3 separate regions of the Homo sapiens genome follow, and regions 1 and 3 are each linked to region 2. A link is an interaction called in ENCODE POLR2A ChIA-PET data of the cell type or tissue named here. Cell type or tissue: OCI-LY7. All regions are shown on one strand.

What was found. Peaks named below come from ENCODE experiments on the same cell type or tissue, not always from the same donor. Only the 100,000 strongest peaks of a DNase experiment are listed, where the experiment ranks them.
Region 1: POLR2A ChIA-PET joins it to region 2 with 6 read pairs; 6 of 35 experiments call an interaction of 5 or more read pairs at or near these places.
Region 3: POLR2A ChIA-PET joins it to region 2 with 5 read pairs; 2 of 35 experiments call an interaction of 5 or more read pairs at or near these places.

What each region holds. Positions count from the first base shown.
Region 1 is chr10:69,248,971-69,256,970 of GRCh38, forward strand. HKDC1 (hexokinase domain containing 1) reads left to right here. Exons shown (of 18, transcript NM_025130.4): 11 at 1,320-1,465; 12 at 1,563-1,682. Among named protein-coding and RNA genes, the nearest start is that of HKDC1, 33 kb to the left of the region's middle. RefSeq lists a silencer at 7,580-7,772. In OCI-LY7, no CTCF peak of the experiment used is centred here; no DNase peak of the experiment used is centred here.
Region 2 is chr10:69,405,163-69,413,162 of GRCh38, forward strand. It overlaps TACR2 (tachykinin receptor 2), which reads right to left. Exons shown (of 5, transcript NM_001057.3): 3 at 3,760-3,913; 4 at 1,922-2,118. Among named protein-coding and RNA genes, the nearest start is that of TACR2, 7.8 kb to the right of the region's middle. RefSeq lists silencers at 3,472-3,751, 4,042-4,141. In OCI-LY7, CTCF peaks have their summits at 2,750 (motif pointing right), 2,949, 3,529 (motif pointing left) and 3,910 (motif pointing right); DNase peaks (open chromatin) are centred at 2,819, 3,569, 3,819 and 4,989.
Region 3 is chr10:69,259,579-69,267,578 of GRCh38, forward strand. It overlaps HKDC1 (hexokinase domain containing 1), which reads left to right. Exons shown (of 18, transcript NM_025130.4): 16 at 1,561-1,716; 17 at 6,007-6,240; 18 at 7,032-7,974. The coding sequence ends at 7,179. Among named protein-coding and RNA genes, the nearest start is that of HKDC1, 43 kb to the left of the region's middle. In OCI-LY7, no CTCF peak of the experiment used is centred here; no DNase peak of the experiment used is centred here.

The DNA of each region.
Region 1 (8,000 bases), 160 kb before region 2:
GCACTTATGTGTGTGTAGATGAGAACATGAGTGTACCCCCCCCGACCCCCAGATCCTGACCCCAGGAACTTTGTTTTAGATGCCTGAGATTGCCTGGGCTTGTCTTCCTGCTGCTTCTCTGGCTCTGTTCTCTTCTGCAGCTTGGCTCACTTCCCTTTCCCTCTCATTGCTTCTGCCCCCAACTTCTCCAACCCTTGATCCTTCTGGTCCTCGGTGCTCAGCCAAAAGAAGCCACTAAGTAGTGAAATCAGTTCTTCAGACAAATTATTTTACCTCTTTGAATCTCACGAGACTCTTCCGGAAATAATGACCTTAGTAAAATGCTTTACATCTTATAATTTGCTTTTGAACCTTTCATTTCATTTCATCCTCACAACCACTTGGAACGTTACCAAAGAGGAAATGGTTCCCATTTTATGGATGCCATACCTGAGACTTACAGAGGCTAGATGACCTACTCAAGGTCCAACAGCTGTACTTGGGATCTCTTAACTGAGAGCAGTAAAAGACACTGTTTATTTTATTTTTATTTTTATTTTTTTTGAGACGGAGTCTCGCTCTGTCACCCAGGCTGGAGTGCAGTAGCGTGATCTCCGCTCACTGCAAGCTCCGCCTCCCAGGTTCACACCATTCTCCTGCCTCAGCCTCCCGAGTAGCTGGGACTACAGGCGCCCAGCACCACACCCGGATAATTAATTTTTTGTATTTTTAGTAGAGATGGGGTTTCACTGTGTTAGCCAGGATGGTGTCGATCTCCTGACTTCGTGATCCACCTGCCTCGGCCTCCCAAAGTGCTGGGATTACAGGCGTGAGCCACCGCGCCAGACCGGAGGCCCCTTGAGTATAAGAATCATGCATTTCCTTGACTGGATGCCCTGTACCGTTCCTTGGGGCTCCCGAGAAGGCTGTCAGTCAGTGAAGCTGAAAGAGCCTTCAGAGGTTCAGTCTCCTGATTTTGCAGATGTGGAAGGATGGGACCTTGCCTCTCTTGCTCAAGATAAAAAGCCATTTCTCAGAAGCCCCAGGTCCCTTGACTCCAGGCCAGGGCTCTTTTCACGGCACCTCACTGGCGATAGTGTAGGTGGTGCCTGGGACTTTACCACAGAAGTGGAGGCCAAGGAAAGCAGCCTGGCCTCACGCAGGCTCAAGATGCCTGCCCGGGGCCCGGGCACTGTGCAGGGTGGCCCCCACGACCCTCTGGTCTATGAGGCCCAGGAGTGCAGGCCCTGGGTCCGCTCTGCTCCGACGTCTCCTCTTCCTCCCAATGCCCCGACACAAGTCCCTGTCATGGAATGCAGCTGCTGCTTTCTCCATCACAGAGAAAGGAAAGTTTCTCGCCCTGGATCTTGGGGGAACCAACTTCCGGGTCCTCCTGGTGAAGATCAGAAGTGGACGGAGGTCAGTGCGAATGTACAACAAGATCTTCGCCATCCCCCTGGAGATCATGCAGGGCACTGGTGAGGAGGTAAGTGCCAGGCAAGGCCTTTGGGCTCCGAGGTGCCAGCCTGCCACCCTGCATCGATGTCCGCCTGGTGTGAATGCCGCTCTCTCTCTCTCTGCAGCTCTTTGATCACATTGTGCAGTGCATCGCCGACTTCCTGGACTACATGGGCCTCAAGGGAGCCTCCCTACCTTTGGGCTTCACATTCTCATTTCCCTGCAGGCAGATGAGCATTGACAAGGTAAGATAGCCCCACCAGGCTCACGGCCAGCCCAGTGGGCTTCCTTCCTCTTCTGGGACCATCTCCAGGTAACTCCCAGCCTGCCTTCATTTTTACAGGGATCTTGGGTTCAGGGCAGCTGGGAACACATGATAGAGAATTTCAACAATTTAATTTTTAATCAATTTATCACGATTTTTTAGACTGACCATTCACAAGAGAATTTAGAGTAGTATGCAATAAAGGGACATGTGCATAATATTCCTACTAAAAGAGAGGTCGAATCATATTATGGAGAGAGGGAGAAAGAGGTAATGTCCAGTGAAGGCCAGTTATAACAATTGGGCAGTAATACGATCTGTGTCTTTCTGGACAGCCATGTAAACAGGGAATTACAATGGGTTTTTATCGTCTGATGAAAGAAATCTTGCCAGCACATCACAAGAAATACATTTCTTTTTTTTTTTTTTTTTTTTTTTTGAGACAGAGTTTTGCTCTTGTCACCCAGGCTGGAGTGCAAGGGCGTGATCTCGGCTCACTGCAACCTCTGCCTCCTGGGTTCAAGCAATTCTCCTGCCTCAGCCTCCCAAGTAGCTGTGATTACAGGCACCTACCTCCACGCCTGGCTAATTTTTTGTATTTTTAGTAGAGATGGGGTTTCACCATGTTGGCAAGGCTGGTCATGAACTCCTGACCTCAGGTGATCTACCTGTCTCGGCCTCCCAAAGTGCTAGGATTACAGGTGTGAGCCACCACACCCGGCCTACTTTATAAGTTTTGAAATCAGGAAATGTGAGTTCTCTTTCTTCTTATTCAAGATTGTTTTGGCTATTCGGCACTCCTTCCATTTTCATATGAATTTTAGAAGCAGCTTGTCAATTTCTGCAAAGAAGCCAGCTGAGATTTTCATAGGAATTGAGTTGAACCTATATATTAATTTGGGGAGTTTGCCACCTTAACAATAGCGAGTTCCAATCCATGAACATGGGATATCTTTCCATTAATTTAGGTCTTCTTTATTTTCTTTCAACAATCCTTTGTAGTTTTCAGAGTAAAAGTCTATACTTCTCTTGTTTATTCCTAAGTAATTTGTGCTTTTTGATGCTATTATAAATGGAATTGTTTTCTTTTCTTTTTTTTTTTTTTGAGACAGAGTCTCACTCTGTTACTCAGGCTGGAGTACACTGATGTGATCTCAGCTCACTGCAACCTCTGCCTCCCGGGTTCAAGTGATTCCCCTGCCTCAGTCTCCCGAGTAGCTTGGATTACAGGTGTGTGCCACCACAACTGGCTAATTTTTGTATTTTTAGTAGAGATGGGGTTTCACCATGTTGGCCAGGCTGGTCTTGAACTCCTGACCTCAGGTAATTCACCTACCTCAGCCTCTCATAGTGCTGGGATTACAGGCGTGAGCCACTGTGCCTGGCAAGAAATGCATTTCTTTTCTAATATTAGTATCTCAGAAGCAATTGATCACATGGCCACTTTAGCTGACATTGAAGAACATCATAGTTTATCATTTAATAGATAATTCATAAATATGGAGACATTTATTACAAAATCTTTCCTGTAATTCTAGGGTAAAAACACCCAGGGTTGTCCAGGTGTGGTGGCTCATCTCTGTAATCCTAGCACTTTGGGAGGTCGACATGGAAGGATTGCTTGAGGCCAGGAGTTCAAGACCAGCCTGGGCAACATAGTGAGACCCTGTGTCTTAAAAAACAAACAAACAGGCCGGGAGCGGTGGCTCATGCCTATAATCCTAGCACTTTGGGAGGCCAAGACGGGTGGATCACGAGGTCAGGAGATGGAGATCATCCTGGCTAACATGGTGAAACCCCGTCTCTACTAAAAATACAAAAAAATTAGCCCGGCGTGGTGGCAGGTGCCTGTAGTCCCAGCACTTGGGAGGCTGAGGCAGGAGAATGGCGTGAACCCAGGAGGCGGAGCTTGCAGTGAGCTGAGATCGTGCCACTGCACTCCAGCCTGGTGACAGAGCGAGACTCTGTCTCAAAAAAAAAAAAAAAAAAAACTGTAGCCAGGCATGGTGGCACATGCCTGTGGTCCCAGCTACTGGAGAGTATGAGGTGGGAGGATCACTTGAGCCCAGGAGATTGAGGTTCCAGGGAGCTATGATCACACCACTGCACTCCAGTTTGGGCAACAGAGACTCCATCTCTATTAAAAACAAAAACAAAAACAAAAACACACACAACAAGCAAGCCAAGTACAGTGACTCATGTCTGTAATCCTAGCACCGTGGGAGGCCAAGATGGGAGGATCACTTGAGTCCAGGAGTTTGAGACCAGCCTGGACAATATAGCAAGACCCCATCTCTAAACGTGTGTGTGTGTGTGTGTGTGTGTGTGTGTGTGTGTGTGTGTTTCTGTGTGTAAAAACAAAAAATCACCCAGGCTTAACTTTATGTGTAATGAATAAAGATTTTTAATTGGGAAGCTAAGACACAGGAAGGTCAGTATTGTGTGTTTTTTGCATGGTTTTTTTGGTAAACTAGCTTGACCAAGAGGTAGAGCTTAGAAGTGGGGACTAGACACTGGGCTAAGCTCTTAGACTCCCCAGAGCTCCAGTGGGTCATGGGGCCTCGGCCTGGAGCTGACAGTGGGTGAGTGAGGCTGGGCCTTTGCATGAGGCTGGGGCAGAGCTGTCTGTTCTGCAGATGGAGGGAGACAGTTTGCAGCCTCTGCCAGTGCCCACACAGAAAGCCTCCGGGCAGGGACATGTCCTTCTGCAGGGGCTTGGGAGCAGGCCCAGATGAGGCCACACAGAGAGGCCCAGTGTCCTTCCTAAGGTCAGAAAACACAGTGTTCGAGAGCACAGGCTCTGGGGTTATGGGCTCCTGTTTTGCAAACCTGTCTCTACTGTTTCCCATATGAATAACCTTGAGCAGATTATTTAACTTCTCTGAGGCATGGTTTCCCCATTGGTGAAAATGGAGGAACATGGTGAGGACTAAATGAGCTCGTGTGTGTAAAATGCATAGCGTGGGTCTAGCACCTGGCAGGCACTCAAATCCTAGTATCATCCTTCACTTTCGAGGCAGCATAGGATTGAAATTCAGCCTGGAAAAGGCCAAGAGGAATCCAGTGCTGGTAATGGTGGTGAGGAAGGGGTGCACTGTCGCCAGGGCCTGACATCATAGCGGTGAATTCTCTGCAATCCCTGGCCTCAGCTTCACAGACAGACTCACCAGCTTGTGGAGAGGAGCTCTGTCTTTCTGACAGACTCTCATCAGCCAAGCTTCCGAGACTGGCATAAAGCAGAATACAGCTTCCTAAATTTATGGTAGAACTCTGGTCAGCTCAGCAGGTCAACCAGAGAGCTCAGGACAATAATAAGGGTAGCACCAAAGATGCACTAAGATTTTGTCCAGGGCCAGGAGCAGTGGCTCACTCCTGTCATCCCAGAACTTTGGGAGGCTGAGGCAGGCAGATCACTTGAGGTCAGGAGTTTGAGACCAGCCTGGCCAACATGGCGAAACCCCATCTCTACCAAAAATACAAAAATTAGCTGGGTATGGTGGCGGGTGCCTGCAATCTCAGCTATTTGGGTGGCTGAGGCAGGAGAATCGCTAGAACTCAGGAGGTGGAGGTTGCAGTGAGCTGAGATTACACCACTGCACTCCAGCCTGGGCGACAGAGAAGACTCAGTCTCAAAAAGAGAAAAAAAAAATTTTTTTAACCATTTTCTTATTGTGGTAAAATACACATAACATAAATTTCCCACTGTGACTATTTTTTAAATGCACACTTCTATGACATGAAATACATCCACATTTTTGTGCAGCCATCACCACCATCCATCTCTTAAACTTTTTCTTTTCCATCTGAATTTCTGTACTCATTGAGCGCTGATTCCCTAGTCCTCCTTCCCCCAGACCCTTGGCTTCTCTACTTATTGGCTGTGTGACCTTGGGCAAGTCATTTAATCTCCCTGTTCCTTGGTTTCCTCATCTGAAAATGATTACAAAAATAGAACTCATTTTATAGGTGTGTTTTGTGGTTTTATTTTCGTGCAATTATATTCAAGGAATATTTTGCTCAGTGAAGGAATGTGGCACATCCATATAAATGGCCTGGAAGGATCTGGAAGATACATTATTGAATTAGAAAAAAAAATTGCAATAGTTCACACACAGCGTGAATTTACTTACTTAAAAATATGTGTAATTTCACCCCTGAAATAAGAAATGGTGGGAAAAAGAAAAAAATACTAATAAATGGAGAGGAAAAGGTCTGGAAGGATTAATATCAGACTAATGGCAGAGGTTACCTCTCAGATTGGGAGGATGGGAGTTGAAGGGAACTCTATCCTTATCAGTAACATTTTAATTTTTTACACTACTAATGCATTCCTGCATTGCTGCTGCCATTAAAAATTAATACACCATCCGGGAGGGTGCCGTGTGCAGCTGTCTGCGGTCCTGACGGGGCACCAGGACACAGCTACTGCTCCTGACTCAGGACACTGGGCCTTTGGGCCTCTCTCCCAGCAGCTCTGAAGGTGTCGTGAAGACACAGTGAAGAAGGAGGGGAGACCCGTGGGCAGCTAAAAGTAAAGATACCCATGGTTGGGGAGAAAAAAGAGAGACGTCAAAAAATAGATTAGTTTTGTGTAATTGCAATCAGTAAGAGAGGTTTCCCAGTTGGGAGTGTCTCTCTAATGTTCTACACATACCAACCAGGAAAGGAGCCAGCCAGGGGTCCAGTTTCCCAAGAACTATGGAGGGAAGGAGGGAGACTGGGGCTTGTGGGCTAACAGCCTCAGGGTGAGGCGGCATCCAGCCACGGGGCTGACGGCACTGCCATCAGATTTTCTCACTGCCTTTCCTGTCCCAGAGCTTCTCCTGGCCTAGACACCCTAGCTCTGCCTGCCTTCACCCCCCTGGCTTTCTAGATGATGGAGTGCGAGGCTAGACTAACTCCTGCCTCAGGCTAACAATGTAACTTTGGGCTTCCTTTTGAGAATTAAAAATACTACTTTCGGGCTGGGCACATCGGCTCACCCCTGTAATCTCAGCAATTTGGGAGGCCGAGGAGGGTGGATCACTTGAGGTCAGGAGTTCAAGACCAGCCTGGCCAACATGATGAAACCTCGTCTCTACTAAAAATACAAAAATTAGCCAGGCGTGGTGGTGTGTGCCTGTAGTCCCAGCTACTCAGGAGGCTGAGGCACGAGAATCGCCTGAACCTGGGAGGCAGAGGTTGCGGTGAGTTGAGATCACACCATTACACTCCAGCCTAGGCAACAGAGTAAGAATCTGTGTCAAAAAAAAAAAAAACAAAAAAAACCTACTTTCTCAGTATTATAAAAATCATATATGTTAATTTTAATTTCAGAAAAATTAGAAAATATAGACAAACAAAAAGGAGAGAGGAAAAGTGATGCATAATTTTGCACCCAGAGAGAGCCACTGTTAACCCTTTTGGTGTATATATTATTCCAGTCCTTTCTCCAAGTGCGAGTGTATATGTGTGTATGAGTGTAATTTTAAAAATAAAAATAGAATAATTCACTATCTGTATTTGTTTGACGTGCTTTCAATTAACAGTGTGTGGAAAACACCTTTCTCTCACATCAAATGTTCTCTTACAGTGTAATTCTTTATGGGTGTATATCATGTCCCATATCGAGGTACAGGATGATAGATCCATACTGTTGGAGTTTTAGGATACCTCTAGTTTTTCACTGTGAAACATGCTTTGATAAACATTTGGTAGCTTTGCCTTTGATCACATTGTAATCTGTCCTTGACTAAGTTAGAAGTAGGATCATGGCCAGATGTGGTGACTCATGCCTGTAATTCCAGCACTTTTGGAGGCCAAGTCAGGCGGATCACCTGAGGCCAGAGGTTTGAGACCAGCCTGGCCAACATGGTGAAACCCCATCTCTACTAAAAAATACAAAAGTTAGCTGGGCGTGGTGGCACATGCCAGTAATCCCAGCTACTTGGGAGGCTGAGGCAGGAGAATTGCTTGAACCCGGGAAGTGGAGGTTGTAGTGAGCCGAGATCACGCCATTGCACTCCAGCCTGGGAGACGAGTGAAATTCTATCTCAAAAAAAAAAAGAAAGAAAGAAAAAAGAAGAAGTAGGATCACTATGATCCTAGGCCTTTATTCCGCGTAATCATGGCCAGGGAACATGATTTGACCCTTGAGGAGTATGAATTGCTGCAATGATTCCACTCAGTGATAGACCTTGTCTGAGTGTTGTGCTCTGTGATGCTGCTGTGCCCAGGGTTAGGGTTGTGGAGGTGGAGGCATAGTCAAAAGCACACGTACTTGACAAGCAGCCAGCTATAGTGCTTTGCATCTGTTGGA
Region 2 (8,000 bases):
ACTGACTCCCTTCCAGAGGAAAGTCACTGTCTCTCTCCAAGAGCCTCCCATGGCTCAGGGGCTCTTGAGAGATGCCTTCGTGGGTGAGTTTGATTTTTGGAAACTGCCAGAGTGTTCTGGAGCTGGGTCTAGTGAATGAAGTGGGTGACTAAGCTGATTTAGGTCATCTGTTATTACGAACAAAAAATGACCCCAGCATAATTACTAAAAAAACCAACCAACCAACAAACAAACAAAAAAACCAGCAGATGTTCTTGTCTGACTTGTTAACTGGCTTCTAAGGGATGAGTCAAAGAAGAACCTGCTAAAACACAATGGAGGCTTTGGCAACTTGGGAGAACAAGGATGCTTTTCCCAAGGGGACTACATTGAAAAACCCACACTCGGAGCCACCAAGTTCTGATGCATTTGCTTGAAAACAAACAGCTCTCCCCATGGCAGCACTGAACGGGAGTTCAGAGGAAGCACACACGGTGAGTGGAAGAAATCAGACGGCAGAAAGGGAACGCTGGCTGCTCAGAGAAGGGAATGATCCAGAAGTGATGTCAGGATCTTGTAGAGCCTGGGGTGTTGTTTAGACTCCCAGGGACTGTATCTCCCTTGGGTAGCAGGAGAGTGATCAACCCACAGACACAGTGGGCTGGTGGCCCCTCCCAGATGTCAGAGTCCCTGTCTCCAGGTTTTCAATCCCACAAGTCTTTAAAAGAGAAATGCGTGGTGTGGGGATAAGATGACAGGCCTTGGAGACCCATGGAGTCCTGGCTTTACTGTTTGTTGTATGAATTTGGGAGCATCTTACTTTCTGAAGCTCAGTTTCCCCATCTGTAGAGTGGGGGTGACACCTGCTTCTCTCCTATTATCTACTTCCCTCTCAGGAGATAGAGAGTTCTGGCCTCCTGCAAAAAATCATAGCTCCTTATTTCCTTTTGGCCTGCCCCAGGCGGGTGAAATGTCTGAGCCACAAAGATCCCAATGGCATTATGAGTAGCCTGGCTACCTGGCCAGGGAGGTGACAAAAAACATGAACAAAGAGGTCCAAGGCCAACTTCGCCCACATCATTGTCTCACTGAGGTGAGACTGTGTCCACCTCTTGCCGCCCCTTATTTGCCCCACCTTCAGGGTTTCCTGCCACTGAAAGGCCTGCTCTGCAGAACTCCTGGGGCTGGGTTCCTCCCTGACTCACCACCCCCCACCTCTCCAGGTGCCCCAGAGCAAGTGCAGGCCCCTCTCTGGGACTCATTTCCTCAGAATCACGAGGCGTAGGGAAACTGGATGATGCCAGGAGAGTGAGATTCTGGCCCCCTCCTTCCTGGCTGTCTCTGACAGGGTCACTTCCCAGCTGCCCTGAAAGTCCCTGGAGGACAGGGCATGCACTGTGAGCTTTCCAGGGAGCAGCCTGCCCCACCCCTGTGCTGGCCCCAGCCCCCATCCACTGCTTCCACTGCCGGATGGGTGCCATTCACTTGGCTCCAGGAAAGCCCTCAGTAGGAAGCTTGTGAAAATACTAGAACAGAAGTCAGTCCCTCCCTCCCGCTACTTAGCTTTTCTTTCCTTCGTCTGTCTGTCCCACCCCCTCTCTGTGACTCTCCCCTCCCCTTCATCTCTCTGGCCCTCCCTTCTCTCTTCTCTTGCCCCAGACACAGAACCCAGAAGAGCCAGCAGGAACAGACAGACAGTGAGAGCTACAGCCTGGGAGACGGTGAGGATTTGGGGAGGAAGGGGGCTCAAGCTAGGCCCAGGCCAGAGGGATTATTGTGCTGGGGGCTGAGTGTGAGGACGGCTTTCTCATGTAGGCTGGGGGCACAGGGCCACAGGTTCCGGCAGGAATGAGGATGGATGCTTGAGCTGTGCAGGGGAGCCCACCTGGGGCTGGGCAGTGGGGCCCTGAGGGCAGAGGGTGGGGCTGGAGTGGGGGCTCACCTGTGGTTGAGACAGCAGTAGATGATGGGATTGTACATGGTAGAGCTCATGGCCAACCAGAAGAGTGCCAGGTAGACTTGCTGGATGAACTTGTGGCAGTAGATGTCCTCCTGGAAGCTGCCCAGGATGAAGTAGAGGTGGTAGGGCAGCCAGCAGATGGCAAACGTCAGCACCACCAGCACCATGGTCTTCACAAACTGGTCCAGGAGAGGCTCAAGTTACTTCTTAGTGCCCAAGCCCCAGCCCCAGCCCTCCGAGGGCAGACACAGAGGACCCCTTGCACCCACCTGGGAACTGCTCCACACACAGACCCCGTTAGCTCTATTACTCAGGCCTCTGAGCATGTTTTGCCCAGACCTTCCTGAGCCCCCAACCTCAGAGGCCTGTGCTCAGGCAGGTCCCTCTGCCCATACTGCCATCCTTCCTTTGAAGTCCTCACTCCTTGAAGCCCAGCTCAATGGCCACTTCCTACAAAAGGTGTCTGGGACCCCTTCATTCACTGCAGCTCCCCCTCCCTGGAGAGTGGCTGAGCTCTCTCTCCTAACCCCATCCCTGGGGGAGCCCCTGTGTCAGCTATGCGTTCCCAGGACGCCCCCTCTCTGGGATCCGTATCGGCACAGCCCTTCTCTCTGTGGGCTGTAAGGTTCCAACCAGGGACCCCTGCCTCTGCCCACGGGTCAGCTCCTGGACCTCCCCCTCCTCAGAGCCTGGCCCCTGCAGGCACACTCCTGCTCCGTTTGGCAGCCCAGCATGCCAATTACAAAAGGTCTGGGGGCTCCTGGGCACCCTGATCCTCACGTAGGATCTGGGTTGAGACCCCTAGTGTGGAGCAGATGGAGGCCAGTGCTCCATGAGGGGCACCAGATGGCGCCCATGTGCAGCTATCTCCCCGAACCACCCTGTGAAAGATGCCTACTTTTGGGTGAGAAGCATGGCTTTGACCTGGCTACATGATGTGGTTAACCCATTACCTCCCCTGTTGCCTGGTAGGAAGGGGGCAAGGACAAGCTTGGACTGAAGGAGGGTGAAGGGGGTCTTGGGCACAGAGGGCTACATCAGGACCTTCGGGGGACCCTGGATGGCAGGGAGTAGGGGGACACTGCCACTTCCGGAAGAAACTGGAGACAGATTTGATGAAGCTGGACAACTATCTGGTCTCCACGACCTCCGGGGTCCGCAGTTCCAGCCTTTGAGGGCTCTCCTGTGACTGTCAGGCACCTTCTATAGTTCTGTGGGGCTTCTCAATTTCAACATTCTGATTATTCAAAAAGTCTAAGATTTTAATATTTTATCATTCTAAGATTCTTGGGGGTATCTGAATTCTACGGGGCTTTAGGAGTCCCTGACTCCCCTAACATTCTGGGAAGTTAATTTTTTTTTGTCTTTTTTTTTTCTTCCTTTTTGTGGAGAACGGGGTCTCGCTATGTTGCCCAGGCAGGTCTCGAACTCCTGGGCTCAAGCTATCCTCCCGCCTCTGCCTCCCTGAGAGCTGGGATTACAGGCGTGAGCCGCCGCGCCCGGCAAGTTTCTTTAATTTTGTATTTGGCCAAAGACCAAAGGCAAATCCGCCCGGCTGGGAGGAACGCGGTCAGGCTCTGGCCCCAGACTTCGCGCGAAGGCAGCTTCCGCAAGCTTCTCCCGGGCGCCCTCTTGCGGACCGGCCTTGAGACCGTAAGGGCGGCTCCCCAGGGCGGGGTCAGGCCCCGTCCCGCCCCCGTCCCGCCCCCGTCCCACCCCCGTCCCACCCCGTCCGGCCCCGCCCCCATGAGGCCTCGCCCCCGCCAGCCCCCCGCCCCCTCCAGGCCCCGCCCCCTCCAGGCCCCCGCCCCCGCGCCCACCTTCTTCATGGCCTGCAGGTGGCGCAGGTTGGCACCGTGCGCCTGATGTCCGGGCACTGCGCGCCTCCAGAGCGTGAGGCCGATGACGCTGTAGGCTACAAACATCACCGCGAGCGGCAGGAAGTAGATGAGGGCGATCACCACGAGGTGGTACCTGCAGGGAGAGCCGAGGCCTGGGCAGCGGAGGGCCCGGGGGCGACTCCGAAGTCTGCCAGCGCCTGGTCCTGGGACCCCGCGGGCACTGTGGAGCCGCCCCTGCGGGCCCACCCTGGGCGCCTCCCAGGGACTTGGTTTGATTTAAACAAAAATAAAGGTGGCATTGGGTAGCCTGTGTGCCAGGAGACGGCTTCCCTGCAAAAGGGACGCCAGCAGTAGCCCTGCGTCCTTCCATATCACATCCTTCCACGTGATAGACACGTGTCAAAAAAAGGAAAAGTGAATGAAACAAATTAAGAAATAATTTGTTTGCAATTTAAAATGCCATTAAGCACAAAGGAGGCAGTAAAATTATCCCACTCCCACCACTATTAACATTAACTATTAATATCTGGCATATTTTTTCCAGAATCATATGTATGAATAGTAGTCACCCCTGATGGGAGTTTCACTTTCCCGGGTTTCAGTAACCCCTCCCAACTGCGGATCCAAAATAGGGGAGGAGAGTACAACAAGATATTTTGAGAGGGAGAGACCTCATTCACAGAAGTTTAATTACAGTATATTGTTATACTTGTTCTGTTTTATTACTAGTTACTGTTAATCTCTTACTGTGCCTAATTTATAAATTAAACTTTATCATAGGTATGTTGAGGAAAAAAACAGTATATATCTATATAGAGAGAATTCAGTGCTATCTGAAGTTTCAAGCATCCACCGGGTGTCTTGGAGTGTATCCTACAGTATAGCCATATATGTATACGTATACGTATATGTATATGTATATGTATATATATATATATACATATATACATATATATATATACATATATATATATATATATATATATATATATATATATATAATCTGTATCTGTCTGGATGGATAGAATGACTGGTGTTAATAAGGCTCCATCTGCACCAACATCGCTATGGAGGCATGGGACAGTGGAAAAGCGCCATATATCACATGCTGCTGTGTCATCTGCTTATGGTTTATCAGCATTTGGCTGGGAACCTCGTTTGTGTCAGCAAATGCTCTTTCATACCACCTTTGAGGAAGTGATGCAGAGTACCATTGCGTGGCTTCCTACCCCGTCCCCAGGGAGGACACTGGGTTGTGTTGAGGCTTTTCATTTCCTTTTGGAAACAGTGTAGGCCAGGCGTGGTGGCTCATGCCTGTAATCCCTAAACTTTGGGAGACCAGGATGGGAGGACTGCTTGAGCCCAGGAATTTGAGACCAACCTGGGCAAGATAGTGAGACCCTATCTCTATTAAAAAAAATTAAAAAAATTAGCCAGGCGTAATGGGGCACACCTGTAATTCCAGCTACTCAGGAGGCTGAGGCAAGAGGTTCACTTGAGCCCAGGAGATCGAGGCTGTAATGAGCTATGATTGGGCCACTGCACCCTAGCCTGGGCGATAGAGTGAGACCCTGTCAAAAAAAAAAAACAAAAAAACGACAGTGTCCCCAGTTCTCAGATCTCTGGTTTATGAGTGACGCTGCAGCCTCTCTCTGATGAGCTGCAGGCTGGGGACTGACTCCTCGGCAGGTCTGCAGTGGGAACCTGTGGAGACAAAAGTGACTCCATCTTGGATGCCACTCCCCTGTGTTGACTTCCGATTCGCCCCAGTCTTGTGAATGCCTTCTGATTTCTACTTTATTTACTGCCCCTAGTGTAAGAACATGTCAACCTTGATGTTACTCCACAAATCGTAGGCTGTGACTCACGTAGCGTTCTTGCCTGTTCTGGAGGGCTGCCTTTGGTTGTCTTGCTGGAGCACGAATACCCTTTCCCTATGGTATCTAAGCCTTGCATCTGGGGTGTGAGAATGCAGAGCTCCACCTGTCTTGTGGCCACCCAAGATCCCACTTCGGTCTGTAAATTCCCTCAATAAATCACCCAATATTGACAAACTGGATTTGTTCTGCCTCCTTCTTTGGGTCTGGGCTCCTTTGGCATTTGGGGGTCCCTTTCATGGAACAGAGTCCTTAGAGCATTCCACCAATGGGCCTGAGACCCCTGGTCCCGTCATTTGACTTTTTCTTTCTTACTGGGAGGACTGAGGTGTTCCCAAACCTCCTGCTTCTACCTGCCACATGCTAGGCTTGCTGCGCCCCTTTCTAGAGGTGCTGCTACCCCAAGGGAAGGGGACCCATGGTGAAACCACCTTTGCAAAAATAACGAGGAAATTACGACAGTGAAAGAAATCAGACCTAACCAACTCTATCTTGCTTCTAATCCTTAAGCTGTCCTTGTTCATGCCTGGGTGTAGGCCGAGCTATCTTTGGGAAGGAATTCAGTTCATGATTTTACTCTGAAGCAAAATTGATAACAGCCCTTTCCTGAAAAGACCCCCTTCTTGCCTGGGATCCAATCTGCCTTTCCAGGACTAACAACTTAGCTACAAGGATAGAAATTATTTAGGGGTCATGCAGCCTCTGGCTCCAAGAGTTTGAACCTCCCCCAAATTCCTTGGGGGCAACATCACTATTGTAAAACCTAAGATCAGTGCTTGAGATGTTTTGCAGAGCCTGCACTCAGTGGATCAGCTGACACCACCCAGACCGGGTAATCTGACTCAACCAGTTCTGCTATCACACCCAGGAACAGAAGACAGCGAGAAAACCTCATTTCGACCCCCTGTGATTCCATCTCCAACCCGACCAATCAGCATTCCCCATTTGCCAAGGCCCTAGCTGCCAAATTATCTTTAAAGACTCTGATTCCTGAATGCTAAGGGAGACTGATTTGATTTTGTTTTTTTTGAGATGGAGCTTTGTTCTTGTTGCCCAGGCTGGAGTGCAATGGTGGGGTCTTGGCTCACCACAACCTCCACCTCCCAGATTCAAGTGATCCTCCTGCCTCAGCCTCCCAAGTAGCTGAGATTACAGGTGCCTGCCACCACGCCCTACTAATTTTTGTATTTTTAGTAGAGACAGGGTTTTACCATGTTGGCCAGGCTAGTCTTGAACTCCTGACCACTGCCTTGGCCTCCCAAAGTGCTGGGATTACAGGCGTGAGCCACCGCGCCTGGCCTGATTTGAGTAATTATAAAACTCTGGTCTCCTGCACAGTAGGCTCTGCATTAATTACTTTTTCTCCATTGCAATTCCCCTGTCTTGATAAATAATTTCTGTCTAGGCAGCAGGCAAGGTGAACCCACTGGGTGATTATAATGGCTCCAGTAAATCTCTCTCCTAAAGTCTTGTGTTTAGAATTCTGCTTGGGTTCTTTTGGCAAGCATGCCAATTACAAGAGGTTCAGGCGCTCCTAGACTCCCTGATCCTCAAGTAGGCTTTGGGTTGAGAACCCCAGTGTGGAGCAGATAAGAGGGGAGGAGGGGCAACGAGGGCCAGGGCCCATCACCTTACAGAGTGAGGATCTACAGGGCCACCTATCTCAGTGTCCAGATAGGAAACTGAGGCCCAGAGAGGCACAGGAAGTCTGTGTCATACCCGTCTACAGATTTAATCATGACCAAATTTCCCCTTTTCTGAGGGTCAGCACTGTGGGAGTCAGTACAGGGCTCTTGTCCAGCCTCTTGTTTAAAGCATGATCTTAGGCAAGTCAGGGCTTTCCCTCAGCCTCAGTTTCCCCATCTGTAAAAGGAGGAGGCCATCTCTAAGTCCTTCCTTAGCAGGAGCCACACTCCTCTGTTGCTTGCTCCTAGGATGTTGTGCAGGACAGGAATTCACCCTGGGCTAGGTCTCCATGCAGAAGGCAGAGGGGAAGAGTTCCAGGGACCGCCTTTGTTTGTTTTGTTTTGAGACGGAGTTTCACTCTTGTCGCCCAGGCTGGTGGCAATGGTGTGATCTTGGCTCACTGCAACCTCCACCTCCCAGGTTCAAGCGATTCTCCTGCCTCAGCCTCCCAAGTAGCTGGGATTACAGGCACCCACCATCAAGCCCAGCTAATTTTTATATTTTTAATAGAGACAGGGTTTCATCACGTTGGCCAGGCTGGTCTTGAACCCCTGACCTCAGGTGATCTGCCCACCTTGGCCTCCCAAAGGTAGTCTTTTTGTATTTTGATTTTGGGGGTGTGTGCGCATGTTCCTGAAGAGGGCATCTTTAATTTCA
Region 3 (8,000 bases), 150 kb before region 2:
CGTTGCTGTAAAGAACTACCTGAGACTGGGTAATTTATGAAGAAAAGAGGTTTAATTGGCTCACAGTTCCACAGGCTGTGCAGGAAGCATGGCTGGGAGGCCTCAGGAAACTTACCATAATGGCAGAAGGTGAAGGGGAAGCAGGCACGTCTTACATGGCTGGAGAAGGAGGAAGAAAGAGTGAAGGGGGAGGCGTTACACACTATTAAAATAACCAGATCTTGTGAGAACCCACTCACTATCACCAGAACAACAGGGGGGAAATCCACCCCCATGATCCAGTCACCTCCCAGCAGGCCCCTCCTCCAATACTGGGGATTGTAATTCAACATGAGATTTTGGTGGGGACATAAATCCAAATCATATCACATGCTAAAATTTGATTATTAACCCAGGCCCATCCACTAGAAGAGGAGTTGGCACACTTATTCTGTAAAAGAACAGATAGTAAATGTTTTAGGTTTTGCAGGCCATATGGTCTTTATCAAAACTAAGCTCAGTGTCTTAATATAGAAAATAATGGGAAACATAGATTTATTGTTATGGGTGCTATCCAAGTTGAGAGCTTGAGCAGATGGGAAATGTGAGGGGATGCTTAGGCCATGGACACCTTGGGAGCTGTTGAACTGAGAATGTTGTCTAGGAAGAGGCTCAGACAAGACCAAGACTGGCCCTGGTGGTTTCTTTCCTCTTTGGCACCAATCTTGTAACTGGAAGGCAGGTGAGTTGTGGTAAGCCCAGCTGAAGCAAGGATTGCTCCAAAAAGAAGGGACCTTCCCTTTGAATCCCAAGTTGGGGCACCTGAGTGTCATGGCTCTTCCCAAGGGGCAGTTCATTCTAGTTAGCTTTGTGTCTGTAGCCACTGAAGGCTCACATTTTTGGATTGAGGTTTTAAGGGGGCAGCACCTTTGAACTTGCCTTGAAATCACCATTTTTTGTTCTGGTGTTAATTCCCTTAGGCTGATGAGGTCTTGAGCAGTTAAGAGAACCCAAGCCCAGCACATAAATGCTTCCCATTTGACTCTGCAAGCAGTGGCAGTCTGGCTCTGTGTCACTGTTGTTAATGATGATGTGTGTCACCATCACACACCCTGTGCAGAGTGCCTGGTCAGTACAAGGCCCCTTTTCTCTCTTGCTCTCTTGACCCTCATGGAGCTCACGGTCTGGTAGAAAGGAGGAAGGGAATTAATGCTTTTGAGCACCCCTGGTGCATGCAGACAGTTTCAATGTGTTAACTCACAGAGTAGAATTTGCAGAGTGGAACAGATTTGTAGCACAAAGCCAAGGAGAATTGGCTTTGGGGCCAAGACCAGGGACTAAATTTTGCTTAGTGCCCACTGTACCCAGATGCTTGCCTCCTAACAGTCTTGTAGGGGCGCTACTCTTCTCCCTGTTTTGTAGATGATAGCTTGCAGTGCTTGCTCACATCAAGCAGCTAGTATGTGGCAGAGCTAGGATCTGGATCTTGCTCCATGCGTAGCTCCAAAGCCTGGCCTTCTCACATCATGTGGTCTTCTGCATTGCAGGTCTGCCCCAACCTTATCCTTCTTCTCCAAACAGATACGAGAAAATGACCAGTGGGATGTACTTGGGGGAGATTGTGCGGCAGATCCTGATCGACCTGACCAAGCAGGGTCTCCTCTTCCGAGGGCAGATTTCAGAGCGTCTCCGGACCAGGGGCATCTTCGAAACCAAGTTCCTGTCCCAGATCGAAAGGTGACCTGTGATCAAGTTCATCATGAGGCTCTGACTGGCATATGCTGCCACCACGCTGGGGTTGGGCCAATTTGAGGTTTAAAAATAAAAACAGAAAGGCCCTGGCTGGGTAAGGGATTGCCTCCTGGGGCTGCTCTTCTCTTTCCAACTGATTCAGGATCGCTTTCAACAATAATAAACTCATGGCCAAACTGGGCTCATCTATAAAGTCCTGCTGTCCCCATCCTCAGGCTGGGCTAATTTGAAACAAACCCCACATCTTACATCAGTTCATCTATAAATATTTCATAATGTATTTCTGAAATATAAGGATTCTTAATAAAACATAACTACAGTACCATTATCACACTTAAAAAGCTAATGATAAACCTCAATCTCACAAAATATCCTGTTAGTGTTCTTATTTCCTGAATTGCCAAAAATTAATGGTTTTTACAGTTCTTTTGTTTGCATCAGTATCCAGACAAAGTTTATAAACTGCATTTGGTTGATATGCTTAAAGAATCTCTTTTAATCTATGGGTTTCCTCTCCCTCTCTTACTTTCCCTTGCAATGTATTTGTTGAAGAAACTGTTGTCTTATCTATGAGTTTCCTGTATTCTAGATTTTGTGGATTGCAGCATTTAGCATTTTCCTCTGTCTTCTTGTATTTCCCAAAAACTCATAGTTAGACCCAGATGCTTAATTAGATTCAGTAGTGAATTCTGGACAAGAATATTTTCTAGGTGGCATTGAGTTGTCTGTCTGTCTCTCTTTCTTTTAGGATGTTATCAGTCATTGATGCATATTGCCTGGATCTATTATTTCACTAGACATCGTAAATGGTGATGATTCCTGCAGTTATTAGCTGGAATACTTCTAGAAAGAGGAACTTTCCCCTATCAACTCTTTGGTGTAATTATCATTTTGAATGGCTGCATATTATACTATGTTACTGTACTATAATTTACTAAACTTTCCCTTTAATATAGGATGTCTAGTTTGTAATTTATAAATTCCTGTTATTCTGAGTAACACCATAGTTTTTCTTTTAGTACACATAGTCATTTGAATACAGTAAATCATTTCCTTAGTAGTAGAAACATTTGGTTAAAAGAGTATTTCACCATGGGCGCAGTGTTTTTTTTTTTAAAGTAGTTTCAATTTCCATCACCATCAGTTATGTACAAATGTGTCAGTTTCACTGCTTTTTGTGCTAGCACTGGATGTTATCTGATGCTTTGTGTTTGGATTTTCTCTCCATTTGTGTTCATTCATTTAATTCTCTTGGTCTTTATGGTCAGATGCCCACAAGTGAAAAATCACTTTTCAGCGGGGAAAAAAGAAACACATTATACATGAAAGTGGTTTACTTAATGAGGCAAATCAGATGGGCTGTTTAAGGGGAGTTCTTATTGTTTAAGGAGAGGATGGTGGAATCAGTAACAGCAGCAGCGATTATGTATTTTTGGGGTGTAAATTAGCAAGTGTTCAGCATCCTTCTCCTGTCTAGTCTTCAACCCATCCAATCTGAACAGATGGGTTAAAAATCATCACGCTTGGTGACCAAAGGGATCCTGTTTTGCTGTGTAAAACAGCTTCTCCCTCATAAGCAATAGACCGACAAGTTTACTTATCTTTGCCTTGCTTTTTTTTTTTTCCGTAATAAAAGAAAAGTTGTTCCTAGACAAGCACAAGGTGGTAACACTCTTATGCCACCAGAAAGATTTGCTTCTGCTGCACAAGAGGTGTCTGTTTTGGATGTTTTGATTTCTACAGGTTTCTGTTGTTGTTTTGTTTTTGTTTTCTGAGACAGGGTCTCACTCTGTTGCCTGGGCTGGAGTGCTGTGTTGCAATCACAGCTCAGTGCATCCTCAACCTCCCGGGTTCAAGTGATCCTCCCACCTCAGCTGCCACCACTGCTCCTCTCCCCTGCTCCCATTCCCTGTCAAGTAGCTGGGACTACAGGCACACACCACCACACCTAGCTAATTTTTGTATTTTTTATAGAGATGGAGTTTCACCATGTCGCCCAGGTTGATCTTGAATTCCTGGGCTCAAGCCATCCATCTGCCTAGAACTCCCAAAGTGGTAGGATTACAGGCATGAGCCACCGCGCCTGGCCAGGTTTTGTTTTTTAAAAGCTTCATGGAATAAAAAAAAAATCATATCCACCTAGTGCCAGTGGGAATTGGTAGGTGCTGTGCTGACTGCAGCCCATTTCAAAGCAGTTTGTCAAATGGATGGGACAGTGTTCTCCGGGGGAAGTGCCCTGAATTTACAGTCTTAGAGCTTGAGTTTTAAGATTTATCTCCACTACTTAACCTGTTTATGCTGCGTGACCTGGGGCAGGTTGTTTCACCTCTTTGAACCTCAGTTTCCTGCTTCATAACAGAAATAATTGCCCTGTTGCTTAACCCCCAGGATTGCTCTGAGGATCAGGAAGGGAATGTACTTGAACTAGGTAAGCTGTGAAAGGCTGGGCCCAGGAAGGAATTGCAGGCTTTCTCTTTAGACACACCAGTTAAAAAACCTCTTTTTCTTACTATACAAATGTTATTCATTCATTTTAGAGAATCTAAAAAATACAGATAAACAAAGGAAGAAAAATAAGAATTAAGCTACGTGTGGTGGCTCATGCCTGTAATCCCAGGACTTTGGGAGGCCAAGGCAGGCAGATCACCTGAGGTCAGGTAGCCAACATGGTGAAACTCTGTCTCTACTAAAAATACAAATATTAGCTGGGCATGGTGGTGGGCCTATAATCCCAGCTACTTGGGAGGCTGAGGCAGGAGAATCGCTTGAACCCAGGAAGCGGGTGAGCCGACATCATTGCACTCCAACCTGGGCAACAAGAGTGAAACTCCGCCTCAAAAAGAAGAGAATTACCTGTAATCCTCCCAATGTCTGAATAGATTTCCTTCTGTGTGTGTGTGTGTGTGTGTGTGTGTGTGTGTGTGTGTGTGTGTCTTTTTTTAATCTGGGCAAGGGCAAACATTAAAACAAAAAGCCAGCATCATACAGTGCATAGTATTTTATAATCTATTTTTTCACTATGTCATGAAGATTTTCCATGGTGTGAAATATTCTCACGCAAACTCATCTTTTTTTTTTTTTTGAGACAAGATCTTACGCTATTACCCAGGCTGGAGTACAGTGGTATGATCATGGCTCACTGCAACCTCAAACTCCTGAGCTCAAGCAATCCTCATGCCTCAGCCTCCAAATAGGGACTATAGGCATACACAATCATGTCTGGCTCATTTAAAATTTTTTAGAGATGGGGTCTTGTTATGTAGCCCAGGCTGGTCTCAAATTCCTGGCCTAAAGTGATTCTCCTGCCTCAGCCTCTTAAAGTGCTGGGATTACAGGTGTAAGCCACTGTGCTGGCCACAAACTCATCTTTAAGATCTATGAAGAATTCTATTGTTTGGCTACACCGCCATTTACCTGCTGAATCCCCTGTATGGTCATATAGGTTGTTTCTCAATTGTCTTTCTTGATAACACTCTTCTTCTCTAAGTATTACCTGAGACAGTCAAGGATACAACTTCACATTGCTTGGTGTGGGAGTCAGGGCTCCGTTTAAGTACCATTAGTTCACTGTGAGATGACCAGGGTCTAGACTTGAAGCCAGCCTGCCCCTATGATGGGTGTTTCTCTGCATGTGTTTACAGTCCTATCAGGTTCCCCTTCTCTAAGGTTCTGATTGTATTTTGTATATTCATTTATTCACTTGCTCATTGAATATACCCTGCTGGCTACTACTGAAGATATAGTCTTACTGTCAAAGAGCAGAGAAATGAGAAAAAGGGAAGAAAGTGCAGAGAATCAGAAAAAGTTAAATAGAAGGAAAGTTGGCCTCCAATTGAAGGGGGCCAGAGTGTGGGAGCTGGCACGATTTGTGGGAAAGTGCGAGAGGTGGTGTGAAAAGGCTTGAATTTGAGCCCCTGCTCTCTAACGAGAGGGCACAGCTCTAGCAGGCTGAGCCACAGCCTCCTCTTCTGAAAAATGGGTACCTGGTGTGTTGGTTGCTGCAGCTCATATGGCTTCTAGTGAGATCACAGATATGAACATGCTGAACACCAGAGGCATTCACACTTTATTTTTTAAAGTTGATGGAACTTCCAGGGGTGGTGGACCTTCTTGAGTCTCGGCTTCTAAGGCATTCTGCTCCAGCCTAGCCATTGCCTGGGTCAATTTCTCCTCCCTCCTGTAAGGGCATCTAAGAATGGGGAGGCTGTGGGTCACACTGGGCACATCCCGGGGTCCTGGGAAGCAGGTCCTGACTCCCTGCTCTATTGCCTGCAGCGATCGGCTGGCCCTTCTCCAGGTCAGGAGGATTCTGCAGCAGCTGGGCCTGGACAGCACGTGTGAGGACAGCATCGTGGTGAAGGAGGTGTGCGGAGCCGTGTCCCGGCGGGCGGCCCAGCTCTGCGGTGCTGGCCTGGCCGCTATAGTGGAAAAAAGGAGAGAAGACCAGGGGCTAGAGCACCTGAGGATCACTGTGGGTGTGGACGGCACCCTGTACAAGCTGCACCCTCAGTGAGTGCCCACAAGAGGCGTGGCGGGTGGGGCTGGGGAGGGCTGGCGGCCAAGTGTGGACTTGGCATAGCCTCCTGAACTGCGGCATGGGAAGATGCATCCCCGTCCTTTTATGGGAAAGGAGTGCTGTGTGGTCAAGTCACCTATTCAATCTGACAGACAAGGTGTGAGCCCTGGTGCCTCTGCTACCTGGTAATACGATGTGGGAATGTTAGCCGGCCTCTCTAAACCCCAGGTTCCTCATCCACAAAAGGCCAGCACTAATAATCCCTACCACATAGGGCTAAATGTGTGAGGTTGAAATGAGTTAGCACATGTAAAGTGCTTCACACGGGGCTCAAGAAATGTAAGTTGGCTGAGTGCAGTGGCTCATGCCTGTAATGGCAGACGGGAGGATCACTTGAGCCCAGGAGTTTGAGACCAGCCTGGGCAACACAGGGAGACTCCATTTCCACAAACATAAATAAATAAAATACAAAATGAACAAAAATTACAAATATTAGCTGGGCGTGATAGTGCATACCTGTGGTCCCAGCTACATGGGAGGCTGAGCTGGGGGGCTTGAGCCTGGGAACTCGAGGCTGCAGTGGGCTGTGATTGCACAACTGCAGTCTACACCCTGGGCAACAGAGTGAGACCATGTCTAAAAAAAAAAAAAAATTAGAAGAAGCTGTTTAGAGCCTTGAAAAGCAAACCAAAGGGAAGAAGCTAAAGAAATTAGATTATGATCATTTATAAATGTTCTGATTCTACATGGAAGGGCTGATGATGTTTCTTTCTCTTTTTCATAGCTTTTCTAGAATATTGCAGGAAACTGTGAAGGAACTAGCCCCTCGATGTGATGTGACATTCATGCTGTCAGAAGATGGCAGTGGAAAAGGGGCAGCACTGATCACTGCTGTGGCCAAGAGGTTACAGCAGGCACAGAAGGAGAACTAGGAACCCCTGGGATTGGACCTGATGCATCTTGGATACTGAACAGCTTTTCCTCTGGCAGATCAGTTGGTCAGAGACCAATGGGCACCCTCCTGGCTGACCTCACCTTCTGGATGGCCGAAAGAGAACCCCAGGTTCTCGGGTACTCTTAGTATCTTGTACTGGATTTGCAGTGACATTACATGACATCTCTATTTGGTATATTTGGGCCAAAATGGGCCAACTTATGAAATCAAAGTGTCTGTCCTGAGAGATCCCCTTTCAACACATTGTTCAGGTGAGGCTTGAGCTGTCAATTCTCTATGGCTTTCAGTCTTGTGGCTGCGGGACTTGGAAATATATAGAATCTGCCCATGTGGCTGGCAGGCTGTTTCCCCATTGGGATGCTTAAGCCATCTCTTATAGGGGATTGGACCCTGTACTTGTGGATGAACATTGGAGAGCAAGAGGAACTCACGTTATGAACTAGGGGGATCTCATCTAACTTGTCCTTAACTTGCCATGTTGACTTCAAACCTATTAAGAGAACAAAGACTTTGAAGTATCCAGCCCCAGGGTGCAGAGAGGTTGATTGCCAGGGAGCACTGCAGGAATCATTGCATGCTTAAAGCGAGTTATGTCAGCACCCTGTAGGATTTTGTTCCTTATTAAGTGTGTGCCATGTGGTGGGGTGCTGTCTGGGGCATCTGTTTTTCATTTTGCCTGTGGTTTGTGTTGCAGGTGTTGATAGTTGTTTTAAGGATTGTTAGGTATAGGAAATCCAGTAAATTAATAAAAAAATTTTGATTTTCCAATAAACTTTGCATGAAGTGGTGATATTTCTT